Linked DNA regions of Homo sapiens: region 1 is linked to region 2. The links are chromatin loops, found by intact Hi-C in ENCODE. Cell type or tissue: psoas muscle. All regions are shown on one strand. Region 1 overlaps ERC2 (ELKS/RAB6-interacting/CAST family member 2). Region 2 overlaps WNT5A (Wnt family member 5A).

The links. Hi-C counts contacts between places; a loop is a spot of excess contacts. Peaks named below come from ENCODE experiments on the same cell type or tissue, not always from the same donor. Only the 100,000 strongest peaks of a DNase experiment are listed, where the experiment ranks them.
Region 1: it touches region 2 in a loop (10-fold over the local background); 22 of 110 quality-filtered maps call a loop at or near these places.

The regions. Positions count from the first base shown.
Region 1 is chr3:55,900,553-55,905,552 of GRCh38, reverse strand. The region is part of intron 13 of ERC2 (ELKS/RAB6-interacting/CAST family member 2); the gene reads left to right. Among named protein-coding and RNA genes, the nearest start is that of MIR3938, 50 kb to the right of the region's middle. In psoas muscle, no CTCF peak of the experiment used is centred here; no DNase peak of the experiment used is centred here.
Region 2 is chr3:55,478,242-55,483,241 of GRCh38, reverse strand. WNT5A (Wnt family member 5A) reads left to right here. Exons shown (of 5, transcript NM_003392.7): 2 at 2,324-2,457; 3 at 3,678-3,928. Among named protein-coding and RNA genes, the nearest start is that of WNT5A, 6.6 kb to the left of the region's middle. RefSeq lists an enhancer at 717-1,327. In psoas muscle, no CTCF peak of the experiment used is centred here; DNase peaks (open chromatin) are centred at 201, 1,101 and 1,951; H3K4me3 peaks cover 2,566 bases; H3K27ac peaks cover 346 bases; H3K27me3 peaks cover 1,274 bases.

The sequences.
Region 1 (5,000 bases), 420 kb before region 2:
TCCTCCACCTATACAAATGGTGACTTCCCCTCGGAGTTACTGTTAAGTGGAAGAGCGTGTGCTAGGGCCTATGGAGGGAGGGGGCGGGAGGGATGCTGCACACACACACGACCACCACCACCACCACCACCACTACTCCAAACTGTGAGGTCCACAAAAAAAGTAAAAAGAAGAATGTGCGTGGTGGCTCACGCCTGTAATCCCAGCACTTTGGGAGGCTGAGGCAGGTGGATTGCTTGAGGTCAGGAGTTCGAGACCAACCTGACTAACATGGTGAAACCCCATCTCTACTAAAAATACAAAAATTAGCTGGGCGTGATGGTGCATGCCTGTGGTCCTAGCTACTCAGGAGGCTGAGGCAGGAGAATTGCTTGAACCCGGGAGGCAGAGGTTGCAGTGAGCCGAGATTGAGCCACTGCACTGCAGCTTGGGCAACAGAGTGAGACTCTGTCTCAAAAAGAAGAACGTGAAACACATCAAGACATAGGCAACAAGCTTGGTGATTTGTCTCCTTTTTTGTTCATATTTGGAAACGGGAGCTGCTTTTGTTAGACTAGAGAAGTTGCATCTGGGGAGAAAATGCTCTTCCCATGCTCACCTTTGGCTTTTAAAAGGTCAGCTCTGTTGCCAAACACTGTAAGTTAAACCTTAGCAGGAATGACCGTGAAAACGGGCTGAGTCACACATTGAAATGGCAATGTGGATTATTAACTGTCATGCTTTTCTTTCTGTCTAAATTGAAGGAGAAGATGCCACGAGGCCAGCTGGCTCTGTCCACACCTCGGTGGTCTAGGGTGTTGAGGAGTTCACATGGCCATCTTGTTCAGAAATGTGTTTCCCCCCAGACGCTTTCTTTCTTCACTGAAGAGTAGAGTGAGTTATACTTTATTAGACTCATCCAGATGAGAACATGTTCATGATGGTTTCTGCAGCATTAGGAATTCCTGCTTTTTTTGGTTGGGTCTGCTAGAGTTGTAAAAGGAAGCTTTCTGGACATTAAGTTTGTAGCAAAAAGGGGTAGAATGAGGTTGGCAAGGGAAGAAACAATTTTGATGTAATAAAAATAGGATTGTTCAAAGCTGAGATGAGGGCTCTTCTTACTATTTGGTATTCAGATGAAATTTAGTTTGGAAGTCACATCAGCGAATATTATATTTCTTCAGAACCTCTGCTGTATTTTCGATCAGGGGGCATCTTGATTTTGCTTTACTTGTGCAGCAATCAGAAAAGCCATAGATGGTTTCAACTTGTGTGTGTGTGTTTATTCTATTTTTACCTATGGTACTCTGGCCATTAAAATATGATCTGTATCCATTTTGGAACTTTAAAGAAATGATTTTGGATGAGGGCAAAAATGTTGTGCCACCTATTCCACACAGTTCCTTTCTTGTCAGTGCTCACTTGCACTGGCACTTAATTTGTTGCTGTACATGAGAACATTTCTCCATCACCTCTGAAAATGTCTCATAGGCAAGGCTTTTAGAACCTGAATTTTTAAACACGAAACAGGATTATGGATTAATCTCAGGCAAGAAAGTCCCCGAGGGCTATGTAACCTAACAAATAAGCCTCTGCTCTTGGCAAGTCCCTTCCTGGGCTGCCCTCTGTTCCTGCTGTTGACCTACTGGGCAAAAGAGTGGATGTGTGTGTGAGTCTAGGCATGACTTCTCTAAAGATCAACATTTGTACACACTGGAGTCACCTTTTATACATAGTGCTACTGACATTAACCAGAGGAGTGGGCCTGACAGCCCTGGCCTCCATGCCAGTGAGAAAGTGGCCTGGCTGTGCGTACACAGTTATCTGAAGGGATTCAGCACAAAATTACACAGCCTAATTGTTTTTAGTCCAAAAGGAACTATTGCCCAGATAGAGGTGCCTTTAAGGTTTCTGAATGTGACCCATCAAAATGGGGTATTCATTTCGATATATGTATAATTATTACTTATTTTAAATAATGAGGCTGTTTTTCCTCTTGAACTCTGGGTATCATGGTTTTATTATAGCTATATATTCTTGAAGAAATGAGAGGAAAAATAAGGAGAAATATTTTTAAACAAAGCAATTTAAATATTTCAGAAGCTGTACAAGAAAGAAAAAGTCCCAGCTGAAGCAATCAGATCCTTGAGTGAACATTTGGCATTTAAAAAGCAAGGAATCCAATGTTTTCACTTTTATTTGTCTTGAGACTATTTGATACCAGAGTTACATTTGATGCAGAGTTATGTTTAATCACTTTATAGGAGACTAGACTATAATCTCATATTGGTAATGAAAATGGTGAATTTTTTTTAATCAGAGAAGAGCTACTAGGGAAAATCATTTATTTTGAAAATATAGTTTAAAGACATACATCGTAGAAAATGTGTCTTTTGGGGAAAACATAGATGTCTATTTCCAAAGCATGATACAGGTATTTGGTGAAGCTTGGAGTTTAATAGGTGAATATAAATGGTACAATCTGGCAGATAGCTTTTCATCCCAGTTGTGAAAGTGTCACATGTTAAGATGTGAGTATGTTTTGTTTCTGCCCAGATGAACAGTGAATGTTTCCATGAATCAAGATAATCCAGAAAGACAAAAGTTGCTGATTTTAAGCATGAAAATTATGCACATCAGGATGTGTACTTTGGTTGTTTTTATAGGAGTGGGCTGAATTTGACCTTTGCCATCCGCCCACTCTCCGCCAGGCTCCCTTGGGATAAATCACAGCCCCTGGCAGGGGCTAGGGGATAATCTCTGGTGTGGAGCCAGGTGAGAAGCAGAGTAACTGGTCCTAGGAGCCCAGTGTCAAAACCCCACTCTCATTAGTTCAGCTGGATGGCCAGAAAGCAGTCTCCTTCCCTGGGGTACAAAGAGGATGCTGAGCAGCACGCTGATGACTGGAAGAGAGGCAAGGTTTAGCGGATCTACTCTTGTGATTGTGTGAATACTTATTCCATTTGGAGATGGAAGGAAAGCATAGGAACCCTCTATTTAGCTTTAAAATGCAGCTAAGTTCTGTCGGTCAGCCTTGCTCATGTGGTGCCTCTCATACTCCTTACCAGCCGCTTTGTACGTGGGGAGAACTGACTGTTTGGGTGGGCGTCTTTGTTCTGAGTTTTCCCTGTATGAAGTGATTTTTCCCAAGGTTAACCAATTAAGAACTTTTTCCATGTCGCAGTAATCGCCGAGAGGAGGGAGCCAAGTCACTGTGGGGGATGCTGTGCCCTAGGGACGCATTTGGGAGGATTTCCTTCTCCTGAAGCAATAGGGTCAACATAAAGCCCCTATAAAATGTTTTAAATAAAGGAGAAATTGAAGCGGAAGACTTCATTCTGGCACGTTATGTCTGGTTTTTGCTTTCCTCCCACTGAGGAGCTAACCAAGCCAGCAGTCTGGAGGATATATTTAGTTGGAGGATGATGAAGCTTTACTGTGATTTTTTTACTTACCTGAATTATAATAATAAGGAAACCGGTACCTGCTGGTGGTATCTATGGGTTAGCATAAGATGCACTGGTAGCTATTGCTGAACATGACACTTAAAATGCATGTGTCTGTGTTTGTGTGTGATGGTTTGTTTTATAAAAAGGGAACACAATTATGACATTTTTATCACATGACTCTTAAGAAAGTCAATTTCATATCCTGATTCAGTCGGTATCAAGTCACTGATTCGAATGTTGCTTCACCTAGTGTGTAGTCATCCTTGGGACTAGATGGCATTTACAACATGAAAATTATCTGCTGAAGTCTTCAAAGCTATGATATTTTGTGGAGGGATTCTTCCTTCAGAGTATGGGAATGGCCTCATCGATCTTATGGATAGTGACTGTGGAAGTGATGGGATGTCACTCACGTGATTAAGCATGTTATTTGGCACAGTTGACTTTAAGAAAGGGACATTATCTTTGGTGGGCCTGACTTAATTAATCCTTAAGGTGAGCCCTTAAATGGGACTGGGCTTTTACAGAAGAAGGAGAGTTAAAGCATGAGATGGATTTGATGTGAGGGAGATTCTCCATTTGCTGGCTTTAAAGATTTGAGGGGACTGTGCGGCAAAGAATACAGGTGGCTTCAATGAGCTGGACATGACAAGGTGACCTCAGACCCACATCTGCAAGGAATTGAATAATCTTTCAACTCCATGAGCTTGGAAGAGGACCCTGAGCTGCTCCAGATGAGAAAGCAGCCTGCCAATATCTTGATAGCAACCTTATGAGACTCTAAGTGGAGACCCCAGTCACACCTTGCCTAGACTTCTGACCTGTAGAACTATAAGCAGCCAAGTTTACTATAATTTATTGTACAATAATGGAAAACTGAAATAGAATACAAAAATCAACTAAGGCATTTTGGAACAGTGCTGGGATCAAAACAGATAATGACTATTCTACTCCAGTGAAACAAAAGAGACCCAAGATCCATCACTAATTTATGTTCATCCACGCATTTGTTGGTGCTGACTATGTGATAGAAAATGAGCCAGGGATTTTCTTGCTCTTGAGGGTCTTGTGGTCCTGGGTTTCCTCCCAGAGCCTCTCAGTAGAGTCCCCTCTAACACTTCTTCCATTATATTTGTATTCAACAATCAGTCTTACATCCTGGTAAAAAGTAAACCACTTGAAAATCCTTTACCCTTTCTGAGCTTAAGTTATCCATCATTTAAATGGTCTGCTTCTTTGGGAATATGTGAGAATCAAATAGGATATTATCTAAATCACCAGTAATGATTACCTTTCTACAGTATGGCTCCTTTTCTTCTTTTCTCCCTTCCAACCTCCCTCCCACATCTGTTGACTATCTACTGTGTGTTTGAGAAGAGGCTGTGCCAGGTGGAGGATGCAAGGGTGCTTTGGACTCTGTGTGCTTAAAAGAGCAAGGTGACATATAGGGAAGCCACTCCCTATTGTTCAAGGTAGATCTTGTGATGCAAGGATCCTGAGGTATCAGGCTTGGAGTCAGGCTTGATTTGAGCTGATAGAAATTTGTCATCATCAATAGGTGTCTCTTCCAGA
Region 2 (5,000 bases):
GCCTACCTCTACCCTGGAGCCAGGGAGACCCAAGTCTTGGTGACCGGATGGGCCCGCTCTCAGTTGGCCTGGGCTCTGGGAACTGGTGGACTCTCCCTGGGGGCTTCGGGCTGGGAGTGGGTTCGGTTTGTGTGGCTTCGGCTCTAACAAAGAGATCCGCTGTAATCCGCCGAATCTGTTATCAATTTCTCTGCTGCTTGAGCCCCGCCCCACGCGCCCCGCTCGCCGCGAAGCTTGGAAAGTGCACGCGGCCAGCACCAATCTGGGCCGCTGACTCGGAAACATGTCGCAGCGTGTGTGTCTATGCACGCGTGTGAGTGTGTAAATGTGCACGAGTGTGAATGTGTATGATGTGTGTGCACGCGGCATCGGCTGCCCTTGGGGAGAGTTGACTTTGCAGCCTGGGCTGCGCGAGAAGCAGACTTTGCAGCCCACTCCCTCCCCTGGAGGAAATTTGACACTTAGGGCGGGGGTGGGGAGATAGCCGGAGCCTTCTCTCTCCTAGCTGGGGAAACCCCAGATTTCCATTCTCCAGGATGCGCCCCCCAGCTTTGCAGCGTTTTGGGGACAACTGGGCCTTGGGTGTGGAGCCCTGCTTAGCAGGCGCTGGGGACCACATAAGCATTTCCTCTTTGAGAAGCCCCGAAGCGTCCAGGCCAAAGGGGCGGCTCACGGAGAAAAACCTTGGCACGCCCCTGAGCCCCATAGCTTTACCAGGGCTGCCTAGGTCCCCTCTGCCCCTTTTACGGCACAGGTTCCAAGCCAGGCTCTTCCACCGCCTTAAAGAGGCTCACCTTTCTTTTCTTTTCTGTGGAAGGGGCTCCTTCAGGGGCTATGGGCGATGCAGTGCGGCAGGGTTAGACTTACGTGTAAGGGGATTTTTAAAACCCGCTCCTCCCACCCGCACCCGCCACCTACTCGCTCCGCCGCCGCCTACAGGTGGAGAAGTCACCAGTGGGGAGGAACGGCAGCGGAAGCTTCCAAGGCCAACTCCTACCCCTGAAATTCTTCAGGAAGGGAACCTTCGCCGCTGGGGGCCTCTTTGCCCTGGAATCGATGCGCCCAGCTGCGGCTCGGAAGCCAGCGCCTCTGGCCCCGTCTGGACTCATCTGCAAGGGCTCTGGCCTCGCCCCGCACCCCCACCTTTCGGCACTGACCGAACCAAGTCTGAGTTGGGCTGGAGAGGCTAGACTGGAGGCAGGGTGGCAGAGTTCCAACGACAGGCTCGCAGTGCCGCGATGGCAAAGTGGCCCACAACCCCAGATCAGGACCAAGGGAAACTGGAGTCTCTCTGGGCCTCCCATCTCCTCCCTCCCTGGCAGCTGCCAGGTGTGGGGTGGGAGGGAGAGTGAAAAATCAGAATTTGGGAGAAAGCTGTGGGGAGGGCAGGGAAGGGATCTTCTCCCCGGGGAAGCGAGACCCAGACTCCCTTCTTTCCTCTAGGGTTCCATCCCTTCTCTCAGTCCGTGGAAGAGGCCACAGGCGACGCGGGCGAGGGTGGCACTCTTTTCCAGTTTCCTTGGTTGGGAGACCCGACCTCTCTCTCCATTATCCCCTAGGGCCCCCATCTCCTTCTCCCCTCCCTAGTCTGGCTGAAGAACGTCCTTAAGGAAATCCGGGCTGCTCTTCCCCATCTGGAAGTGGCTTTCCCCACATCGGCTCGTAAACTGATTATGAAACATACGATGTTAATTCGGAGCTGCATTTCCCAGCTGGGCACTCTCGCGCGCTGGTCCCCGGGGCCTCGCCCCCCACCCCCTGCCCTTCCCTCCCGCGTCCTGCCCCCATCCTCCACCCCCCGCGCTGGCCACCCCGCCTCCTTGGCAGCCTCTGGCGGCAGCGCGCTCCACTCGCCTCCGTGCTCCTCTCGCCCATGGAATTAATTCTGGCTCCACTTGTTGCTCGGCCCAGGTTGGGGAGAGGACGGAGGGTGGCCGCAGCGGGTTCCTGAGTGAATTACCCAGGAGGGACTGAGCACAGCACCAACTAGAGGGGGGCCAGGGGGTGCGGGACTCGAGCGAGCAGGAAGGAGGCAGCGCCTGGCACCAGGGCTTTGACTCAACAGAATTGAGACACGTTTGTAATCGCTGGCGTGCCCCGCGCACAGGATCCCAGCGAAATCAGATTTCCTGGTGAGGTTGCGTGGGTGGATTAATTTGGAAAAAGAAACTGCCTATATCTTGCCATCAAAAAACTCACGGAGGAGAAGCGCAGTCAATCAACAGTAAACTTAAGAGACCCCGGATGCTTCCGTTGTTTAAACTTGTATGCTTGAAAATTATCTGAGAGGCAATAAACATCTGCTCCTTTCTTCCCTCTCCAGAAGTCCATTGGAATATTAAGCCCAGGAGTTGCTTTGGGGATGGCTGGAAGTGCAATGTCTTCCAAGTTCTTCCTAGTGGCTTTGGCCATATTTTTCTCCTTCGCCCAGGTTGTAATTGAAGCCAATTCTTGGTGGTAAGTTCATTCTATGTGCGTGTTCTTCCTCTTCTTTTTCTTTTTTTAAGATTTGTTTGTATGATGCGGCAATATTTAATGCTGGATAGTGAGTGTGGGTGTATTTATTGCAAGACATATGTATACATTTTACTTATATATAGTTTTAAATCAGAATTTTCTTTTAACTTGTTAATATTGTAAAGCTTATCTTCAGCTCCTAGGGAATGGGAAACTATAAATCTAGGCCTGTTTCTATGAAGCCCTTGTTCAGACGTGTGCTTGTAGTACATCATGCAATAAAAAAGAACAGAAATTCACTTTGCTAGTAATTGTAAGCCTATCTACAAAATTTACTTTTTGCCACCTCTAGGTAGTAAAAGTGAGTTTCAGCCTTTATCTTCTGTTACTCGAGATTATTATTAACCTACAGAGTTTGAATTAGGCAGAGTTCTAGGAGGACAGCTACACTCCAAGTGCAGAAGTATTGGGGCTTGAAATGTAATCAAAAGGAGGTTAACTTGAAGTAGTCAAATGTCCCCAAGTGGGGGTTTCTTTCTGGGTAGGGGCCTTGTAGATAGACTGTAATATATCCAGAGGATTATTTTTGACGGCATTCTGGGTATTTTTTTCCCTGTAAATGAACAGCATTTTTCTGACTGTCAAACATGACTTCTGTTCACTGGGTACCCTGTCTTGGGTCCCTCACAATCACATAAGGAGCCCTTTTAAAATGTCAAGAAACATGGTGAATTTTCTCCAGTCTGTATACTTGTCCCTCTGTTCTTCCATCAGTCAAAAGGAACTGCTATCTCCTACCCGTATCTAATTGTGTCTACTTTCAGCATTCATAAGTTTTCAAGGCAGATTGGTCCAATTTGTGGGGCAAAGTGGGTCACTTTCTCTAATGTCAGAGGCCTGTCCCTCAAACTGCTGTTTCCTCCTTTTCTGAGTGGATTTTGGAAATACTGGTTCAGGTATATGGTGACAGGGGCTAGGAAGGGAGTGAAAATACTAACTGAGGAGCCAGATGGCAGGATGGGGACTGCACAATACCTCCGTTTTCTGAGTGCAGTTTAAACAGAGGAGTTTTATGAAGCCCTTCTCATACTTTGTCATGAGGACAAGCAGGAGAGAAAAAAGCATCTGTGTGCTTAAAACTATGTATTGCTGACATGCTTTCAGGGGGCCCACCTCGAGATTTCACGTAAATCTTGAATGCACATCTCCCCCCCTTGCAGGTCGCTAGGTATGAATAACCCTGTTCAGATGTCAGAAGTATATATTATAGGAGCACAGCCTCTCTGCAGCCAACTGGCAGGACTTTCTCAAGGACAGAAGAAACTGTGCCACTTGTATCAGGACCACATGCAGTACATCGGAGAAGGCGCGAAGACAGGCATCAAAGAATGCCAGTATCAATTCCGACATCGAAGGTGGAACTGCAGCACTGTGGATAACACCTCTGTTTTTGGCAGGGTGATGCAGATAGGTAGGAAAACATTTAAAATATTTTTTTAAAACATTAACTTTTTTTCCTAGAAGAAATCCTTAGCATTTACTTCATGCTTGATAGAAAGCATGAAGGAGGATGCCTTCCAGCTCGGGTGGTGGCTTGGGCATTTTTGTCATTATAGCAAATGATGTTAATTCCTGTCCCTACACCTGATGATAAGTTTTGGATTTTAATCAAATCAGGAGGCAAGTATCACAGACACCTTCATTTTTGCAAACACTTAATTTTTCTATAAAGCATTTTGTTTAAAATAGAAGCAGAACACTTATTTTGGTTTCTTAAGAGTAGGTGGGGGAAGCAAGTCATGTATATGCTTTTAAACGTCGAAACTCTCTTGCCTGTTAGTTTTTTAAGCCACAATTGAAACGGCCCGAGCATCGAACTAAAAGTTGCCGTCTTTTAGAATCCTGGATATATTGAAAGTGAACAAAGTTTTAATTTTCCTAATAGAACTATTTCCTGAGGCTATAAAGATATAGACGTTAAAAGCTTTATTTTTAGTCCCAGAAAGAATTTTAATTAAAAGTGATCCAATTTATGTTTGTGATGTCAGCAATTGATATAATAAAAGCACATGCTTGGGATGTCAACCTAGGAACTTGAAAAAAAAATTAAGAGTATTGCTCACAGTCCGATTCTTCATTTTAAATACGTTGTTGAATGTCTTACTTCCCCATTCAAAGAGATAGCATTTCAAATGGGCTAAAGGCAAAGATTTTAAAAAATCTGTTTGTTTGCCTCTGCTTTTGTTTAAATAGTATAGGATACTATTTGACAGATGTGGTCCAATGTATGTTTTCTAGTGTGAATATTTTAGGTTTCTCTACTTTTATGCAAAAAAGCCCTTATAATTAATATGACTGCAGTGACTCCCAAAGTAAGAAGCAATTTATCAAGGCAATTAACTGTCTATACTGACTGAAGAGAAAAGTTGGCTTAATGTCCATCACAGATGGATAAAATGCATTTTTTATTAAAAAAAAAACCCCGAAAATTACATTCATTGAGAACAAAAAAGAGTTGTCAGGGGATGTTTGAGCCAAGTGGT